Linked DNA regions of Homo sapiens: regions 2 and 3 are each linked to region 1. The links are chromatin contacts, found by Hi-C or POLR2A ChIA-PET in ENCODE. All regions are on one chromosome and are shown on one strand. The core of a region is the stretch at or near the end of the contact, and the rest is flanking DNA. Distances in the headings are between cores, read along the strand shown. Region 1 overlaps BCAS3 (BCAS3 microtubule associated cell migration factor). Region 2 overlaps BCAS3 (BCAS3 microtubule associated cell migration factor). Region 3 holds the start of LINC02875 (long intergenic non-protein coding RNA 2875).

Region 1 (4,345 bases), core at 1,385-3,884:
ACCACCCTGGACGGTGAGAAACTAAGGTGACTGAGGCAAGTCATTGAACCACCCTGAGCCTTGGCTTCCTCATCTATGAAATGGAGTTGACAGCATCTGTCCTGCCTGTGGTAAAAATTGCTGTGATCCCACAACCAAAAGGAAAGAGAGAATTATGAGAAAAATATGTACTTATTCTGTGAAAATATGTGAGATTTTCATGAGAGACTTCCTGTTCCAGTGGACTCTTCCACCGCCCTTGAGTGGGGAACATCCAGGCCTTCACACTCACGCTCAGCCCATCACCCCTCTGTGCAAGGTGCAAGGTCCTCTGCCCACCTGAAGCCTCAAGGCCTGATGGAAACCATCCACAGCCACTCTAGTAAGTGACCCCTCCATTGTCCAAAACAGTGCTGCTGCTTAGCCTGCTCTTCTCAGGCCAAGTCTTTGTTGAACAGCTTCAGTGCAAGGACCTGGGAAGTCGGGATTCTGTAATGTACCTTGCCCCCAGTCAGGATGGGAGGCCAGGCCCAGATCTTCTTCCCAAGGACCCTGCACCTGAAAATCTGGTACAGGTTTGTCCTTTGGAGTGAGAGCTCTTGGGTTTAGGTGGTTGAGAGAGGTGGAAGGTTGACCACACACTCCAAATACACATGTTTATTGCCCAAGCTGGGAACACCATTTTTAAAGCCCACATAGTTAGGAGACTACCAAAATAACAAAGCTAAAAATGGGTCAGGTATCAAACGGGTCAACTCCAGTACCGGCAGGCACATCCGGGACCCTCCCCTTCAGGGCAGGTGGACTCCTCCTTTCCTTTCCCCGCAGCTACTGTCCCAGGGCCTTAGAGGAACAAATAGCCCCTGGCTCCAGATCAGAGCCAGTGTGCCCACCCATCCCTCCCTGCTCTTTGAAATTCCCAAGGCCAGCAGGGGGCCCAGGCCTGCAAAGCTGGGCCTCCAGACACCTCCGCCAGCTGGGGAGGCAGAGAGTTCGCACTCTGAGGAAACGCAGATCCTCAGAGGAGAGTAAAAGGTCAGAAATAATCCAAGAGGACAAGCCACTCGTGTCTGTGTGTATATTGGGTTTCACATCTGAAATCCAGTCATGATAAATCTGGTTTTTGAAACATCTTCTTTGACTAATAAAAACAGAAGACTTCTTGGCCCCAGGTTTCAGACTTCAAAGTTCTCAGTTGAGAGCCTCGTGTTTGACTTATTTGTGGAGCACAGAAATCACAGGATTTAGCTGGGTTGCTCCCTCCACCCCCTACCACCCAACTGCAAGAACACTTAAAAATTCTGGAATGGAAAGACTGAGCTGAAAACCCCCTCGCTGGCACTCCAGCCATATTTTCAAAAAAAAAAATTCAGCATGGTAGTTTTAGTGGAGAAATGACAGGCTTTGGAGCCAAATGAACCTAGGATCCTAATCCTGACTGTACCCTTGACCTTGTCATCTTAAGCAACAATCTTACTTCTCTCTGCCACAGTTCCTTGAACTGTACAAATTGGAACAATAACATCCACCTCATAAGTTATTGGGATGATTTCAGTGCAATAGTGTGTATAAAGTAGCTATGCCTGATGCAAAGTGGACACCCGACAAATGTTAGTTATCTTACCTTTCCTGATACCTGACCACAGACTAATTATTTGGAATGAGGACTGTCCTAGAAAACCCAGTTTGTATGCTTGCTGTCTTGAGAGATTCAGTTCCTTGTTTTTCCATTGAAGGAATTGCTAGGTTTCCGAGGATAGTTTGTCTTGCAGTGTATTCTGAGCCCTGCCATAGGAATCCTATCACAGCTCTATGTGTATGTTTTCTATCCACCTGAAGAAGCAGGCCAGAGCAGCCTACAGGAAACATTTTCTTTTTCTTTTCTCTTTTTTGAGACTGAGTCTTACTCTGTGGCCCAGGCTGGAGTACAATGGCGCAATCTCGGCCCACTGCAACCTCCGCCTCCCGGGTTCAAGTGATTCTCCTGCCTCAGCCTCCCGAGTAGCTGGGATTACAGGCGCCTGCCATCATGCCCGGCTGATTTTTGTATTTTTGTAGAGACGGGGTTTCACCGTGTTGGCCAGGCTGGTCTCGAACTCCTGACCTCAGGTGATCCACACGCCTCGGCCTCCCAAAGTGCTGGGATTACAGGCGTGAGCCACCGCACCTGGCCAGGAAACATTGTCATTGCAGCCCAGCTACAAAATGATTCTTCTCTTCCTCCTTGGAGGGGGAGAAATCATGAGTGTGCCAAGTTTAAAACAGAAGAGTAAAGGGTCTCTGGCGTCCAGTCTGGGAATGCCAGCTTCAGCCTGACTTGGAAAGCTCTCTTGTTCCCTGAAGCACCTCCATGTTTGTTCTGAATGTGGAGCCAGTCGAGATTCTCCTTACTGGGACCTACACTGATGACTGATCTCTTGGGCTCACAGCCCTGCTCAATGACCTCATGATGTGTGAGGGCCTCAGCCATTTCTTGACAGTCATGAAAAGGTGTCTCCTAGGAAGCCGGGCCTGTTTATCCAGAGGTTAGTTGTAGGCAGGGGAGACAAAGAGGACAGGTAAAGGGACTTGATTTTAAAATCAACTCCTTCCAGAGTTGTTCTTCTAGCCCTTTCTGATCTGATGTATGAAATTTGTACAGAGGTGGAATCGTTTCTGCCATTTTTCACACACAAGTTGGTGCACATTCCTAATATGAATTAAAAATAAATATGCCATGTGTACACAGGGATGAGTCAACATTGCATGCAGCCAGCCATGGCCACTGGGAGAAGAGTCAGACATGGGCCATGGAGCTGCAGGCTCACCTGCCCCCGGCTGAGTCAGGACCGAGCACAGGACTTGACAGAGGAGGCATCGCAGCAAGGTCAGGTGCCTCCCGTGCTTCTTATGGGCCCACCTGGTCCCAGCATGAGTGCTTCTCCCAGGAGGCATTTTTTTGTCTCTCGACTTTTTCTTTCTTTCTTTTTTTTTTTTCTTAAAAAACTGATTACAGAAACTGTAGGCCAAGTGCAGTGGCTCATGCCTGTAATCCCAGCACTTCAGGAGGCCAAGGCAGGAGCATCACTGGAAGCCAACAGTTTGAGATCCAGCCTGGGCAACGAACAAGACTCCATATCTACAAAAAATAAATAAATAAATAAATAAATTAATTAATTAAATAAATAAATAAATAAAATAACAGGTGCCTATGGTTTCAGCTACTTGGGAGAGGAGGGAGGATTGCTTCAGCCCAAGAGTTCAAGGCTGCAGTAAGCTATGATTGCACCACTGCACTCCAGCCTGGGCGACAGAGTGAGATCCTCTCTCTAAAAAAAAAAAATTTTTATTTTTTTTTTTTTTGAAACAGAGTCTTGCTTTGTCGCCCAGGCTGGAGTGCAGTGGCGCGATCTCGGCTCACTGCAGCCTCTGCCTCCTGGGTTCAAGCAGTTCTCTGCCTCAGCCTCCTGAGTAGCTGGGGTTATAGGCGCCTGCCACCACACCCGGCTAATGTTTGTATTTTGAGTAGAGACGGGGCTTCACCATCTTAGCCAGGCTGGTCTTGAACTCCTGACCTCATTATCTACCCACCTCAGCCTCCCAAAGTACTGGGATTACAGGCATGAGCCACCATGCCCGGCCAAAAATTTTTTTAAAATAATAAATAATAATAAAAAATATAAAATACAAAAAAATAATTAGGAAACAGCTGGGCACAGTGGCTCAAGCCTGTAATCCCAGAACTTTGGGAGGCCGAGACGGGTGGATCACTTGAGGTCAAGAGTTCCAGACCCGCCTGGCCAACATGTTGAAACCTCATTCTACTAAAAATACAAAAATTAGCTGGGCATGGTGGCACATGCCTGTAATCCCAGCTCCTTGGGATGCTAAGGCACAAGAATCACTTGAGCCCGGGGGGCAGAGGTTACAGTGAGCTGAAAGCATGCCACTGCCCTACAGCCTGGGCAACAGAGTGAGACTCCATCTCAAAAAAAAAAAAAAATTGTGGGAAACATATAGAAAAATATAAAGTAACAGAAGAGTCCCCTATAGCCTGACTACCCAGAGACAGCGTGGTTAACATTTTGTCGTGAATCATTTAGAATGTTTTTCCATGTTTCTTTTGCATTGTTCAATAATAATAACTGTATACTTTTGTCTTTTTAAATTTAACATTGTATCTTAAAGAATTCTAATTATAAACATCATGTTTATGACTACCTAACATTCTACTGCAAGAATGAAGTATAACTTTCTTAACAAATACCATATTGTAGGGCTGTGTTAAAATGGCAATGAGCGTATTTATGCATGACGGTTGTTGCTTCCTAGGTTATTTATTTTGGCTAGATTTCTGGAAGTGGCATCCCTGCCTAGGTCAGTAGTT
Region 2 (4,848 bases), core at 1,207-3,706, 42 kb before region 1:
CTCATCAGGCTGTACTTCTGCAGATTGTTGTGGCTTCTGGGTGTCCTATTAGAAACAAAACAGGAGGGGAGAATCGTTTGATCTCTTGCTCCTAAAATGTGGGCCCTAGGCCGTCAGTAAGAGGTACTGGCCCTTGCCGAGTCCCAGTGTTCTCCCTCATTCACCCCCTAGGTGACAGTGGATCCAACTCTCCATAAGCAAGTCTGGGATTCTGCATGTTGTGCTTATTTGCTCTCTGTGGGAGGGTCTGTTAGACAGGTCTCTCCAAGGAAGGGGAAGGGAGCAAGGAGTGGGGGAGGGTGTCAGCTCAGAGGGGCTAGCAAGTCCAGTAGATGCCAGTTCTCCCGAAAGACAGGTCCCCTGTGTGATTCACATCTGGTACTGAAGTGGCTAGAGCAGTTGGCACACCGCAAATTGACACTGACCTTGGCCATGCTGTTGGGGTAATTGGACTTTCAGGATGGACTCTCCGAACAATCTTGCCACTGTGGCTGGCACAAACAGGCTTTTCTTTAACAGCAGACGTTCATGTCTTCTTGCTCCAACTTTTTTTTCTTGAACAAACATATGTATTGTGGCCAATGCAAGGAAAATCCCACTCACCATTTTGATCTGAGTTGCTTCTGTCCTGGAACAATAGTCTAGTGTACCAGGGGCCCTCGGGATGCTGGTTTCCATGCCCTGGTCTAGTTTTATGAATCTCCTTGGAAGACCCTAAAGGCCAGGAAGCCATCGGTATTTCTGCAGGGCCTCCTACCACCATCGGGGACATCAGTGGCTCTGTATCTGATTGTCAGAGCGTGAGCTTCAGCAGTAGCCTCGGGGTCAGGACTGGTTACAACCAAAGAGCTTTCTAAGTGCCTGCCCTTTCTCCCACAAGATGGCCTCTTCACAACTTAAGTGGGCATAACCGAAGACTTGCATTCCCCTTTGAGCATCCACCTCACTCAGTTAGAAGAAATGTGTCTCCAAGCACTGCCAGCCTGTGAATAAGCACTTCCCAAGTGCCAGGTACAAAGTTAGACACTTCCCATCTTTCACCTCGTTGATCGCCTCAAAATCCCGTGAGGTTTTTAATCACTGACTCAGTAGCATTGATTGAGAAATCTACTCCGTGTTAGGCTTAGACTACATAGTGATGACCAAAACAGTCTTTGGATTCATGGCAATTACTGCCAGGTAGAGAAAGCGAATGCTGTTATTTTGCTCTAAGAGGAAACTAAGGTTCAAAGAACCAATACTTTCTCAATGCCATATAACTGGTAAAGGGTGTGGCCACGATTACACCACCATGATTCTACTCCAAAGACTGTCTTCCCTCCACCATGCCCTACTACCTTCCTATAGGAAGCTTAATCTGCGGTTCTACTTAAAATATGAGGAAACATCTGGAATATTAGTTTTCAACCACATTTCAGACACAGAAAGTGGAGCCTAAGGAATAGCCCAGTTGGCTCCTCTCTGAGAGCGGGTAAGAGTAGAAAAGAATTGCTGATCTCAAGCATTTTGTTACCAGAATAACCCCACAGGAGAGGCCTGGCTGAACGGGGATTTGTGTGGGCCAGACAATGTAGGGGATTTATTTCCAAGGCTGGAGGACAGAGCTTGGACTCGGGTCCAGCTCGGCGTCCTCCCTCGGGTCCTGCTCGCTGAAGAGGTACAGCATCTGGAGGAGGACTTTCCGGCCAGGGTACAGCTCCTCTAGGCTGAGGCAGTTAACGATTAAACAAGAAGCAGCCTTTGGCTACAAAGCTAATGGTTTGGGTTCCAGGGCACAGGATAAAAATATACAACTGGAAAGGCAAGCTCCCAATTAAGTGGAAGAGCTCAAGCAAGAGATGTTTCAATGCCGCGGAGCCAGTGACCACACGTGGGCCTGCTGTCTCCTCCACCAGCCCCACTCGCCCGGCCCCATACTTAGTGCTGGCTCCAGAGTCTCGTGGGGGAAGCCGGCTGGCAGCACACAGGCCATTCCTCTTTTCCATTCAAAGAAAATCTTACTTGCCTTCTGCCCAACAATTTATCTTGCTTGGCATCTTAGGATAGTAGAATGTCAGAACTGGAAGGGCCTTAGGGATCATCTAGCCTAGTCCAGCTCCCTGGTTTGATGCTTTAGAAACCGAGGCACACACTGGGGAAGTGACTTGAGCAGAGTCACCTTGTCAGTTCGTGGCAGGGAGGAGATTCACGTTTTGATCTTGTAATGTCCGCATTCTCTTCTCCCTTTGTACTAAGCTGGCACCATTAGCAGCCTGCCATTTGCACCTCTTCCCTTTGCTCCCACAAACCTAAAAGCCCTCGGTCCTTCTCCTCTTTTACAGGAAAAGATACTGAGGCAGGGAGTGTAAACAGTGCCCACAGAGCTGACAAGTACAGATGCCAGAAAGGGAACCGCAGAATCCCGCCCAGCAGGCCTGGGCCTTCACCATCTGACCGCATTCCCTCTCTAAGAACATGTTGTGGGAGAACTGAATTTGGCCTCCTTTGAGCTCTAAGCCTGCAACAGCCCTCCTAATGACTCTACAGTTCCTGGCTTCCTCTTGCCACTGACTTTCCCCTCCACCGCTGCCTGGGACAACCTTACAGCTACAGTGACTTTGAGTCTTGCCAAGACAAGCCCAATAGTTACTTTCAGACTCAAGTGCTTGCCAAGCCTGAAATAGTAATTGCCTGAAGGGTTCCAAAAAGCTGGGCTTTATCTGCAGCAGAGACTTTAGTAAATCAAAACACAGGTCTTATCTCCCTATTCTCTCCCCTCTGTTGTGTGGTCTCCTAAATGAAAAATGTTACCTAATTGCCTAAAACAGCTGGCTTGATGTTTAATTACTTCAGCTTGCTAACCTGATATTCTGGACCAATAAACTATACACAGGGAGTGGATAATGCTCTTTACAGATCGGACTTGTCCAGGTTTCCTTTGTGAGAAATGTTGATTTCAGCCACCAGAGGGAATTCCAAATTTGAATGCTCTTAGCAGTCACCGCGCTTGTCTGATGTTGGAACTCCTCTTCACCCATCCGAGGAACAGTGTGCCTGGAAAATGCCTTGAATCCTCTCCCCAGCATTCCAGGGGCAGTCTCCTCCACACGCCACACTGCTCAGCCTACACTCCCTTTTCTTTTTCTTTTTTTCGCGAGACAGATTCTCGCTCTGTCACCTAGGCTGGAGTGCAGTGGCGTGATCTCGGCTCACTGCAGCCTCCGCCTCCAGGTTAAAGCAATTCTCGTGTCTCAGCCTCCCAAGTAGCTGGGATTATAGGCGCCCACCACCACACCCGGCTAATTTTTGTATTTTTAGTAGAGACAGGGTTTCACCATGTTGGCCTGGATGGATGGTCTCAAACTCCTGACCTCAGGTGATCCGGCCGCCTCAGCCTCCCAAAGTGCTGGGATTACAGGTGTGAGCCACCGCGCCCAGCCAACGCACTCCTGTTCTGAGACACGGGAGGGCATGCAGAGCAGTCTCGGAGCGGACGCTAGCTGGCAGCGGTGCCATTGCTTTCGCCTCAGGCTTCCTAGAGCAAAGAAGCCCATGGAAGAGGTTGCACAGCGTCGCTGGTTAATGGCAAAGCCCAGGTATGGGCCAGTGAACCCCAATGATGCTGGGGTGCCTCTTCCTGTCCCCAAGGACTCTACAGCCTCAGCCTCACCCATCGATGCTTCCCCATGTGGGTCCTGGAATGTGACCAGGCTGACTGACCCCCCGTTTCATGCCCCACGCCTTTGCTGGTACTGGTCCCTGAGATGTCCCCTGACATGCCCCTCACCCAGCACCTCTGCCCTCCCATCTGCCTCCACATGCCGCTGCGTCCCCTCCACGGCTCCCCTGCAGTAGCACACCTCTGCACAGCTTTCCTCTTTACTCCTAGCCAGGCTCAGAGGGACCCACAGCTGACATCTTAAAGTCACCTCTATTGTCCACCTACCTACTTCTCTATCTCACTGAACCTCTTTAGGACCAGGATTTTCCCTTTTCATGTGTGTTTTCCAGTGTCTAGGATAGTGACCATCTATAGCAGGTGCTGGCCAGGCGTGGTGGCTCACACCTTTGATCCCAGCATTTTGGGAAGTCGAGGCAGGTGGATCACCTGAGGTCAGGAGTTCGAAACCAGCCTGGCCAACATGGCGAAACCCCCATCTCTACTAAAAATTACAAAATTAGCCAGGCATGGTGGTGCATGCCTGTGATCCCAGCTACTCAGGAGGCTGTGGCAGGAGAATCACCTGAGTCCAGGAGGTGGAGGCTGCAGTGAGCCGGGATCACGCCACTGCACTCCAGCCTGGGTGATAGAGTGAGACTCCATCTCAATAATAATAATATTAATAGTAATATAGCAGGTACTTAGTAAATGTGTGCTGAATGTGGGAGACGTCTTTTTTAAGGAAAGCCTAAGATGTCATTCTTAGAGCAGCAGAAGAGATGATGTTCATGCCCCATGCCTTTGTTGGTACTGGTCCCTGAGATGTCCCCGGACATGCCCCTCACCCAGCACCTCTGCCCTCCTATTTGCCTCCACATGCCGCCGCGTCCCTTCCACAGCTCCCCTGCAGTAGCACCCCTCTGCACAGCTTTCCTCTTCGCTGCTAGGCAGACTCAGAGGGGCCTGCAGCTGGTATCTGATAAAATAAAGGAAAGGTTAGAGGGAGGGAGAGAGGGAAGGAGAAGGAGGATAAAATAAAAGGAAAAGAAGAGGTATGAATTCTTTGGAAAAGAAATCCATGCCCTCGGAATGATGTGGCTCCTTCCTTTTTTAGTCAAACATCTGCTCAACTGTATGTGCTGTGCTAGATTCCTCGGGGTCATGTACAATAATTCCTGCCATGTAGGTTTATTAAATTAACAGTTGCA
Region 3 (4,631 bases), core at 377-2,876, 55 kb after region 1:
TCAGTTTCCCCTGTATAATAATGGGCTTGGCTGGGGTCTCTCCGGGGTCCAGCTGTGTCAGTCTCCATTAGGCTGGTCCTTCCCCGAGACCCACTCCTGCAAGGACAGCTGCCTCCCACCCCGCGCCGGTGAGCTCCCCCTCCTTGCCCAGCTAGCAGGTGTCTCCAGCCCCCACTTCTAGCAGTGGGAGCTGGGCGGGCACTCCTTTAGCCCTGGGTCTGGTCGGTCACCGAGCACGCCACCTCCTTCCCAGTTCTCTCCTCTTTAAGCCTTGGGGACCCTGAACGCCCTGCCCCAACAGGCTGCCCACCTTGGGCACTGCACAGGGTGGGGCTTGGGGAGGGTGCTGGCTTCCAAAACACCAGGGACGTTGAGATGGAGGAACGGTGATGGTGAAGGTGGAATGGACAGTTGGGCCCCCAGACTCCCAGGACGCCTTTGTGGGCCGATACATTTGCAAGGAGCGAGAGAGAGAGAACCAGGCCCGCCTCTTCAGGATGGTGCTGCCCCCAGGCCACGCCGAATGCGGCTGGAGCAGGGAGGGGACTCAGCCAGTGCACGAGTGGGAGGTTGCAGTAGAACGTATCCCAACCCCAGAGGGTGGGTTCTGGCTTCCCTGCCTCAGACCTGCGGGCAGGTCCGGGAACCCGACAGGGACAGAGAAGCCCGTTTTCCAGCCTAAATAGAAGCTCGTGGGCAGCGCGTTTGCTGGAGGTCGCTTTGGGCTGAAACGCCTCTCATACTCCTAGAGGAGCGGCGCGTTTGCGTCCCGCGGCTTCTCACTTTCAGCAGGACATTAGGAGGGAGACGAGAGTCGGCTGCGCGCCCGCGGCGGCCTACGTACAGGGCTGCGGACACCAGGGGGCAGCACCGACTTAGGGTCGCGGGAGGGGTGCGGGTGCGGGCATGGGCGCGGGGGAGGCGGGTGCCTGCGAAGGCCGGGCGGGGCGGCCTAGTCGCGGCCGTTTTTAGGCCGCGTCGTTGCTGCAGCAACCCGGGTGGGGTGGGGTGGGACTCCAGGGCCTCGAGATCCCCCACACCACTTTCGCCGCCACCTCCCGCCGCACATGTCCCCTCCGAGTCGCCCACCCGGCGCTCCGCGGGGCCCCAGCTGGTAGCCTGAGTGCGACTGCGGGAACCCGCGGCCGGCGGCTGGGCCTTGTCCCAGACAAAGGCTAGGCCACTCCCATGTCCAATTAAGCCACCCTCCTCCCCGGCCTCCCAGCCCTCATTGTCCCCGGGGTCGCCAATTAGCCTAGGCGCCCGGCGTACCCGCCGCTCCGGTGCCGCAAGGCCTCCTTAACCCTTCAGGGCCTGGCCCGGGGTCCTTGGACGGCAGAGCCGCCGGCACACGCGTGGCAGGAGGGCCAGTGCTGGGACGATGGCGATACCTGCTGGCGGCCTAGCCTGTCGCCTCGGGCTCTCGCGTGTGGGGCGTGTGAGGTCTAAGAGGGAATTGTGCGTGTCGGTGTGGGGTGGCGCGTGCGATTCCCGGAGGAACTCGGAGATGGAGGGTGTGAGTGCAGGGGCTCCGAGAGACCCCTAGCGGCTAAGCCGCCCGGATCCCAAGGCCCAGGGGACCTCATTTCCTCTCGGGTTAATCGGAATCTTCCGAGCCCTCAAGCCCTTCCTCCTCCACTCCCCCGCCGCTGCTGTGGAGAACCGGAGCCACCGGTATGGCCTGGCCCTGCCCTCCCGAAGGCCGCAGCTCCCGGGCCCGCCTCCCCAGCTGACCGCGAACTCCTGCGTGGGGTGCTCCTGGGGCGGGAGGGGCGCGCTCAGCCTCGCTCTCCCCGGGACTCTCACGCTCAAGCGCCCCGGCTTGAGGCCGGGACCCCCTATTTCCCGGTTATGGGACGGCCCCTTGAGGGACAGCCTCTACGAGCCCTGGATTTATACCCCGAGCCTGCCTTCCTCCGCTCTGGGAAGGACCCAAAATCCAGTCCCGCTTCCTCCCCCTCCTTCGCTGTCCTTGGCCCCGAGGTGCGGAGCACCGGCGGTCAGGCGGGATCCCGCAGGAGGCCGAGCGCTCCCTGCTCGCAGGACAGGGCGGCAGCGGAGGGAGCCCCCGCCCTCTTGGGAGGAAGCCCGAGCTCCGGGTCTCCTGGGCACCCTCCCGGGAGCGCCTTCGGGGTGGAGGCTGGTTGCCGGGCGCTGAACGTGTCCGAGCACGCCCGGGGCGGTTTTGCACTTGGACTTCCTTTTGGGCTCTCCGGAGGCGCATATCTGTTCCTCCTATTGGATGGGGCCGGGGACCCCAAACCCACTCCGGAAGCACCGATTTCCAGCGCTGACGGCCGCGCCTGGTTTCCCAGCGAGTCCTCTTGGCAGCTCCCGCAGCTCCCCGCCGGGAGCACGAGTGGGAGCGAACCCAGAGCCCGCCCAGGCCTCGGGCCTCGGCAACTCCTCACAGGTCCACGAGATGGCGCTGCAGGCCAGGGCCCGGGCCGCGGCCTCACAGCCCGCCTCGGGCGAGAGCGGGAGATAGACTGCGGACCCCGGCAAGCGGGGCACGGAGGCACAGCCACCGACACAGGCAGAGCCGGGTCCGGAGCCCGGCACAGGCCGCCGAGGGACCGAGGGACTCCGGGGCTGCGGACACACTGAGCGGAGGGCTTGAGGCTCGGGGTGGGGCCTTCTCCCCTGCTGCCAGAACCGCCCGGCAGCGCCAGCTCGGCGACCTTCCAGGCTGCTGCAGACCCCAGCTTGTCCTCTTCTGCGCGCCCGCGGGGCTGGGCCCTCGCGTTCTCTCTGCGGGAAGTGAGCCGCCGGCCTCCGGCCTCCTGGGCCCCTCCGAAGGGGGCTGTGGCTGGCATCCGCAGCGCGCGGGGCGCACGGCCCTAGGAGCGCGGGGCCCACTCGACGGTGAGGACTTACGGGCGGGATAGGGGAAGGATCGGCGGGGATCCAGCGCTCCTCCAGCGGAGAGGGCCCCCTCGGCTCCGACCCGCCCTCCTCACCACCCTCATCCGGCTCTTCAGGGCGGGGTCTTCAGGGTCGAGGGCAGGATGTGCCCTGTGGAGCTGCTCACCTAAGTTCCTGCCTCCATAGGGGAGGCTTTGGGCTGCGTTATTCCAGCGGGAGGTGGTGGGGACTGGGGAGGGCCCAGGGGTCAGCCTGAGAATCTCGCCCTTGGATTAAAAGCCACCAATGCTCTGGGTCAAGTCTCAATGGGAGGCTGGGGATGTAAGACCCGTTGGCTGGGGAATGCCAGAGTTGGAGGGGGTGGGGCTTAGAAGCCTGTTTCCAGCTGACCTTTTATGTCCCCAGATGAGCTCTGGCACCCTCAGAGATTAACCCTACACACGTTTCCTAAGGGCACACGGCTAGAAAGCAGCCCAGTTAACACCAGTCGAGGGTCATTTCCACTGCAATACAGTCACCGGCTGGGTGATGGGACCCAGGCCAGATGTCGTCCCTGCACTAGGCTCTCAGCTCTTTTCTCTTTCAAAGTACAGTGTAGCAGAGAATAGGACCAAATCTTTGGTGATTTAATAATTATCTACATGCTCATCTATGGCTGAAGCAGCTGCTTGGTAGGAAAACTGGACAGGAGATAGATAGGTACAAGGTCGAACTCTGCCTCTAGAGCTGTGAGTGCTCTTTGAAAATGTGACTTTATTCTCTGGGCTGCAGAAGCCTCATCTGCAAAATAAGTAGTTTGGACTAAAATCCAGTTGATCTGCGAATGGCCAGTTGACCTGGGTCCAGTTTCCCCCCCGTCCCGCCCCCAGCCTCAACTGCTTCAGAGAAGAGCCATGTTCCCATTTAATGCTTGAGGAACCTGAGCCAGAGGGATAGGTGGAGTCACAGACCTTGAGGACCTTGGCCAAGATTCTTGGGGTGGGGGACTGGGTTGGTGGCCTGGATGAATTCCCAATTAGGAAATTACATTCTAAGTCCCGGCTGCCTCCATTCCCTGTGGGGTGCGATTGTCAGTCACAGCTTGGCCTTCTACCTCGAGCAAGCTGCTTTTGGAGAGATGCAGACTAGTGGGTTGCGGGCGGGGGGGCGGGGGTGACTTTGGTGCCCAGCACTACAATTTGTTGACTGTGTGTGACTTCTCTCCAAAGAGAGACCCCAAAGAGAGAAAGCGATACCAATGAAGGCCATTCAGGCACCCATGTTTAAGGGGGTCCCCCAGGCTAATTTCTTACTTGCGAGGAAGCCTTCATGGCAGTCAATGCGCTTTCACATGTGGCCTCTCCCCGACCCTCACTGGCCGGGTGGAGACTATGAGTCCTCGTTTCACAGACATGACATTGGGGTTCAGAGAAATGAAGTGAGGTGCCCAAGGCCATCCAGTAAATAAAGGACGGAGCTCTTTCACAATCCCTTGGGCCTGGCCCTTGGAAACTTTCGCTGATGAAGTGATGATGGGTGAGAGTCAGGCTTGCAGCAGGAAAAGGGCAAACGGGGCAGGGGAGGGAGTGCCCGGATGTCCTGGCCAGGAGGTGTGTCCGTGGGAGAAGCAGCCTGGCTCAGAGCCCAAGTCCAGCAGGCCCGGGGGAGGGTGGCCTCATGGCTCCAGTCAGCCCAGCTGGGCCTGCAAGGACCCCTGGTCGGGCAGGGGCTTCTCAGTGTAAAACCCTAACAGGGGCGTTGAGAGGATTACCCGAGAGGGGGCTGCA

Evidence for each region. A loop is a pair of places that touch in the nucleus more often than their neighbours do. ChIA-PET counts read pairs that join two places held with the same protein, here RNA polymerase II (POLR2A). Pooled maps may share reads with other maps.
Region 2: a loop to region 1 is called in a pooled map, with 2.2 times the contacts of the local background. The contact joins two enhancer-like sites. A Hi-C loop is called at or near these places in 2 of 168 maps with a recorded cell type or tissue (astrocyte of the cerebellum and lower leg skin) and 1 of 50 pooled maps. POLR2A ChIA-PET finds 5 or more read pairs at or near these places in 5 of 52 experiments (H1, HepG2, PC-9 and 2 more).
Region 3: a pooled map shows a loop between it and region 1 (2.3-fold over the local background). The contact joins the promoter of LINC02875 here to the enhancer-like site in region 1. A Hi-C loop is called at or near these places in 1 of 50 pooled maps. POLR2A ChIA-PET finds 5 or more read pairs at or near these places in 2 of 52 experiments (HepG2 and PC-3).

Annotation. Positions count from the first base shown.
Region 1 is chr17:61,354,142-61,358,486 of GRCh38, forward strand. The region is part of intron 22 of BCAS3 (BCAS3 microtubule associated cell migration factor); the gene reads left to right. Among named protein-coding and RNA genes, the nearest start is that of TBX2-AS1, 43 kb to the right of the region's middle. RefSeq lists an enhancer at 2,567-2,861. Within about 2 kb of position 2,635, at least 4 of the 41 ENCODE cell types and tissues checked have a DNase peak (open chromatin) inside an H3K27ac peak, as active enhancers do; they include PC-3, where a contact is called at or near this core.
Region 2 is chr17:61,312,000-61,316,847 of GRCh38, forward strand. All of the region lies in intron 22 of BCAS3 (BCAS3 microtubule associated cell migration factor), which reads left to right. Among named protein-coding and RNA genes, the nearest start is that of TBX2-AS1, 85 kb to the right of the region's middle. RefSeq lists an enhancer at 2,977-3,478. Within about 2 kb of position 2,457, at least 20 of the 41 ENCODE cell types and tissues checked have a DNase peak (open chromatin) inside an H3K27ac peak, as active enhancers do.
Region 3 is chr17:61,410,125-61,414,755 of GRCh38, forward strand. LINC02875 (long intergenic non-protein coding RNA 2875) reads left to right here and starts at 1,627. Exons shown (of 1, transcript NR_160788.1): 1 at 1,627-3,156. RefSeq lists an enhancer at 342-924 and silencers at 804-973, 2,494-2,553, 2,574-2,633.